Regions from separate parts of the Homo sapiens genome. Here region 1 is linked to region 2. The links are chromatin loops, found by intact Hi-C in ENCODE. Cell type or tissue: Calu3. All regions are shown on one strand. Each heading gives the region's core, and the rest is flanking DNA. Links, peaks and the distances in the headings are about the cores only.

What was found. Hi-C counts contacts between places; a loop is a spot of excess contacts. Peaks named below come from ENCODE experiments on the same cell type or tissue, not always from the same donor. Only the 100,000 strongest peaks of a DNase experiment are listed, where the experiment ranks them.
Region 1: it touches region 2 in a loop (16-fold over the local background); 13 of 110 quality-filtered maps call a loop at or near these places.

What each region holds. Positions count from the first base shown.
Region 1 is chrX:69,617,272-69,620,182 of GRCh38, reverse strand. All of the region lies in intron 1 of EDA (ectodysplasin A), which reads right to left. Among named protein-coding and RNA genes, the nearest start is that of EDA, 2.6 kb to the right of the region's middle. In Calu3, for the core only: CTCF peaks have their summits at 1,124 and 1,323; a DNase peak (open chromatin) is centred at 1,172.
Region 2 is chrX:68,821,420-68,824,330 of GRCh38, reverse strand. No RefSeq gene overlaps it. Among named protein-coding and RNA genes, the nearest start is that of EFNB1, 6.1 kb to the left of the region's middle. RefSeq lists enhancers at 189-689, 690-1,190. In Calu3, for the core only: CTCF peaks have their summits at 1,306 and 1,509 (motif pointing left); a DNase peak (open chromatin) is centred at 1,510.

The DNA of each region.
Region 1 (2,911 bases), core at 231-2,730, 800 kb before region 2:
TGTCTGGCACAGCAGGCTTTCTATTTATTGAACTGGATTGTTACGTTACACCAATATATTAATCATATTCATCTCGCTCATGGTTTGGTAGACTTTGATCATATTCCTCCTTCAACCTCTTTCTATCCAGACTGAAAAACCAACTAGAAAATCCCTTCATCCTTTTGATCAATTTAATGGGGTTTTTGAGGACTTTTATCAGCTGTTAGGCTTTTCTTGAGGAGCAGCCACCAGAATTTCCTGTCTGATTGTAGAAGCCAATCTGCTTTTGATCTTGTACATGGAAAAAATAAGTGTTTTGTAAGTGGTTTGTTTTGTTGTTTTTGACACCCTTCCTGATGATACCCACTACATTCTTGGCCTTTGAGGACCACAATCACAACCGGCGCAACATCTCCACAGAATGATCAACAGTGATTTTTAGTTTTTTACTCTGACGATCATATTACTGTATATTGTCCTAATTCAGACACAAATGAGATATCCCTTGCTCTTGAGATAATCTCCACCAACTATCCAGACAAATCTCAGCTACTTGGTTGCTCCAGCTGAAGGAGATGATTGATTACGGAAGGTCTGATGTGACTCTCTCACTTCATCATCAGCAAGTGTGTCCCCACCAGGGAGACTTTTCTAACATTTCACATGGAGAACTGTGCTGATCTCTCTGCTCTGTATCCTACCTGCCCTAACTTCCTTGTGTGCCCTGCTTAAAAAGTTTTTAAATTGACAGATGATATACATACATCTACAGTGATTTCCAGGTCCCTTTCTTGAGTCATAACTGAGAGCCCAGAGCCCATCATCTCATAAGTATGGATAGGTTTACTTTTGCCTACCTGCATGAAGTGTCTCTGACTGTTCTGCCCACTTGGTCTCATGAGAGCTTCCTGCAGTTTACTCTCATCAGCTTGCCTTCACTCCTTACAGATAAACTGGTAAGAAACCTGAATGTACTGCCCGTTGAAGGGTGTATATTTTTATCTTTCTTCCTCTCCATCCAAGATTTGCTGTAACAGCAGTTGTTTGTGTTTAAAAACTAAAATATAAAAATATGACCTACGTGGCCAAATCCCACAAGGCTGTTTACTTCCTTATTTACTGAATCAGAATCTGTCAGCACAATGTAGAATTCTGAGTGTCAGCAGATACTGAAAATTAAATGTCACTGTAAAGCCAGCAGAGGGTGCACCAGGGCACTAGAAATTTTAACCAAGCTTGTAGCAGTATTAATTTAATACCCAATCAACTTTTTTAAAAAGTTATTTTTGTATACTAAAACTAATATACAAGATAAGATAAACTTAAGTTGAACAACTTAAAATAAACAAGTTGAATTTGGGCTAAAATTCCTTCAAAGTATACTCCAAATCTGAAAGTGAAGTTCAGGAAGAATAAGGAACACACGGTTAAACTTACTGTGGTCAAAATACAGGCAGAGTAGAACAAAATGATGCAGAGCTGAGCCCTCTACTTTGCAAAAGTTCTAATGTGGAGCTCCATCTTGCTCCCTCGCAAAAGGTCCCAGGAGGTAGTTGGGGGAATGGGCACCCAACTAGGAGTTAGAGCAACTATCATCCCAGTTTTGACTCTAGTTATGTGACCTTGGGCAAGTCACTTTCCCTTTAGGGCCTATGTTTCCCAAGGGAATCAAACGAAATGGACTCATATAAGCCCTTCATAACTCTAGGAAACTGATTCCAATTGATGTCAACAAATGTAAAGAGCTAGTATCCTTGCTTCTATTGCTCAAAAATATTAAAACAGAAAGAATAAAAGACAGAAGATAGGAAGCTGTGTTTAAATCTAGACAGAACTATTTTAGTGCCACACAAAGGGTAGGTAACTAAATGCCATTATACACCTGTAAGAGTTTCATGCCATCACAGAAACCTTACAGTACAGCTGTTCTGCTAATCCTCAGTCTATAAAAATGGCTCTGTCCATCCTGAATGCCAAAAAGTATTGGCCAACATTTGATTAAAGAAGTTTAATTCTTTCATCTTTTCACAGAATATCAATGTTCAGCTGCTAAATACTTCTGCTGGGCATTGGGGTGTGGGGGGAGTGGCAGTAGATAAATAAAGGAGTCAGAATCCTAGTTAATTATCGTTTAGCTACAATGTTTAAAGTTTCAAGTATGAGAAGCATGTCTGCTGATTCTCTTCTTTGATAAGCTGTTATATAAATTGGAGTGTGCTAGTAAGACATTTTAAGGCTCAGGGCAACTTTACAATGCACATCTTTTTTTTTTTTTTTAAGTATCAGTCCTAACATTACACTATTATCATGAATATGATGTCTCTATCAAGCGTACCACTTTAGATGGGAGGTCAAAGTGGCACAAATAATGTTTACAGAGTTGTGACAATGACTCTGGATGTGGCAGTAAATATAGAAGGCTTGGGTCCCTCACCTCAAGGAACTTATTTGTACAACTTGCTCTCTTCCCTAAGAGGTACAATTTTATTATTATTCTTTAGCCACCTCGAAAGGATCCTTGGATGCTTCTCCTAAGTTTCACATATGGCAACCAAGACAGTATTTACGTTAAGTGAACGAAATTTACTTGAATAAAAAGCTAGAAAGAATAGAATAGAAAACAAACACCAAAGCTAATAGTTTGCTTATTAGGGCACAAACACCATAAAGATTGCAAAAACAAACAAAACTGCTCTTGGGGGACGAGTCCTGAGTAATTATTCCATTGGCAGATTCCCGTTCTCAAGCTAACAGTAGTAAAAGCGCTTCCCACCCACCCTTCCCACCGCACACCTACCCCGCTTAAGAATCAGAACCGGCATGCAAAGGGTGAGTTTTATTTCCATAGATTTTTAAAATTGCTGTTCAGAAGTTGTCTAGCAAGACGGCATATTTCTACCAGAATTCCTCAGGGGCGCTGATCCTCACT
Region 2 (2,911 bases), core at 304-2,803:
GCAGGCAAATGACCTGCCCCCCTGTCCCTGTAAGAGCCTGAAATAGGGCATCTGAGAGCCAGAGCATGGCTTGGTGTGCATAACAGGTGGACAAGCCTCTGAAGGGCAGCTGGGACCCTGGGCCCTCAGAGGCCTCATCTTCAGAAACCCCTGCCCTGCTGGGTTTCACTGATCTAGGCTCAGTTTCCTCCAGTAGTGCCCCTGTCCTCTGCTCTCCAGCCCAGCAGGAGGCAGCCTAGGTAAGGGTAAGCCTGTTGCTCTCTTGCTCTGGTTACCTGGAGAATGTGCAAGGCTAGGCTGGGCCATTCATCACTGTCAGGGGCACAGGAATTCGAGGGAAGGGAGCAGCACCTGTCCTCATCTGTCACTGACCCCAGCCTAGCTCCTCATCTCAGAGGGCCAGTGGGCCTGGGGGAGGGCGATGGGATGCATCTTTGCCAGGTCCTCCTCCTGGTTCCCGAGTGAACACACTAGACACGTCAGGCCCCACAAACACCGGGAATAAAGTTCCTATGGAGGAACACCCCAAGCCGAGAGTGCATTTGGGCAACCGAGGAGCAGAGGGAAGGACAAGCTGCTTCCTCAGTGCTCCAGCCCCCTAGCTCTGAGCCCTCTCTGGACTCCGAGCTAGCATCCTGCCTCCCACCCAACCATGGAGGTTAAAGGGTCAGGTTCTGGGCTTTCTTGGCTGATAACCCCAGGCCTACCAGGAGAGAGACCACGAGCCTCTTGGGGCATCCCGAGGACAGAATAGGGGCTGGACCCAGCTGGCCAGATAACCACTGGCAGATATATGGCACCCAGGCCCACCACCCTCCAGCTGCCCCTCAGCCAACCCAGCCAGGATGTCTGACACCTCCCCTCCCCACTCACAATTTAGTCTATCTTGGTTTAGAGACCTTCCTTCCCACCTTCAATGAGGAAGGTCCTGGTAAGGGCCCAGTCTCTAAGCCTTTAGTCTCTCAACCAAGCCTTCCCCGCCCCACCCCCACCAGACATCCTCCTCTCCAGGGCTGCCCAAAGAAGTGTTGGGGTGAGGCTGAGGCCCTGACAAACCTCGATTGACAAACCACTCAGCATCTTCCTCGCCAGGAAGCCAGCCCCTCAGAGGAACATCAATCTCCCTGGCCTGGCTTGTTTTTCTTCCACAGCCTTTCTCCAGGACACAAAGCAGAGCCTGCGGCAGCCCCTGCCTTAACTGGGAAGGGTGGGGTGTGGAGAGGGAGGGAACTTTCCTCCTGGGATCGGTGTCCCTGGCAGAGGTGCAGAATACAGGAAGTTTGGGAGCTTCTGCACTAACTTAGTGCCTGAAGGAATTAGGGCTCCAAAGACCAGGGAGGGAGAGGGTGTGATCTTAGAGGTGAGGAAAAGAGGCAGTAAAAGAGGTGAGGAAAAGAGACAGGTTATTGAATCAAAGTGGTGGAGTCCCCAAGCAATCTTTTCCGCTCCCTAGTAGCCTGCCTATTTCTCAAACTCTGTCGACCTCTGATGGCCAGCTAAGTATTTGCATCCCTAAAGCTGAACCAGCACTGAGCCTCGCCCCCAGCAGCCGAACAGAAGACCGGGACACGGCCAGCTTCCGGTGCTGGCCTGGGCTGAGCTAAGCCAGGAACGCCCTCGTTTCTCCCTATCCTCCCTCCAGACACTGGAAGTTAATCTATTCAGGCCTGCCTGAGCACCCACCTCCTCTGGACAGCCTTCCTGGAAGGCCCTAGCCCACAGGGACTGTTCCTCTCTTTGAGCTCCATATTCTGACTGTACTGCCCGAGATCTCCACTTGGATTTTCATTATTTGTGTACATCTTAGCTGTCTCACTAGATACTAACCTGGGGCAGAAACCACTGACTGCTTCTCCTTTATCTTTATGCATCAAGGCCAAGCATAAGGATGGGCATACAGGAGGCACTCCACAGATGCTAATGGTGATGGTGATGATGGCAGCGGTAGTGGTAGTGACAGCCACTATTTATTGAGCACCTACTACATTCCAGATTGTTTGTATCCATTTTCTCATAAGAAACTCATTCTATATACAGACGAGGAAACTGGTGCACTCAGAAGCCAAGTGACTTAAATAGTGTCTCCCATCCAGTAAGCAACAGAACCCAAAGTTTTATGCAGGTCTCTCTGGCTCCAAGCCACAAATATCTACATCAGCCACATGCCAGACACAGCCTTTATTCCTGGGAGGGACACGGAGATGACTGCAGCTCAGCCCCTGATGTCAAGGAATGGTGTTGGCCACAGCAAAGACTTGTATGCTCCATGGAACATGGAGGGACTAGCTCTGCATCCTTCCTCCTGCTCCCCTCTCCTCATCTCAGGGAAAGTCTTCTCTGGTTTCACCATTTGACAGAAGGACAGATTGCCCAGGCCAGATGAGCAGTCTCCCAGATCCTGTCACACACAGAGGCTATAGCTAATTAGGACACTCCTACAGACATCAGATGCGTGAAAAAGTCAAGAATCCAGGACCGAAGAGGGAGATTCCAACAGAGATCCTGCCAGTCTCTCCCAGGAATAAGCATAGGTGAGTCCAGTTCACAAACACTGCTGGGCCTCCCCTGACCCTGGCAGGTTCCAGGACCTGAGACTTAAAGAGATGAGAGAGACACTCAAGTCACTTCCCCTCACCACATGCCATTTCCAGTTAGCCACCAATCCCAAACCAACAAGCACGTTTGAGTAGAGGGCTCACCAACCCCACCCTCACTCTTGTCCATGGCTCCCTGAGACATTTTGTCTCTCTCCAACCTGGTGATCTTGGAGGAAACTGAGGCAGGTCGCCCTTACCTTCTCCCCTCCCCATGGAAGCCACTCACCTGAGACTCTCTTTCAGTCACTCAGTTCTTAGTAGTCGTTGGTGTGAAGAGTCAGCTCTGGCTAGTAAGGAAAAGAGCCCACTGTGGG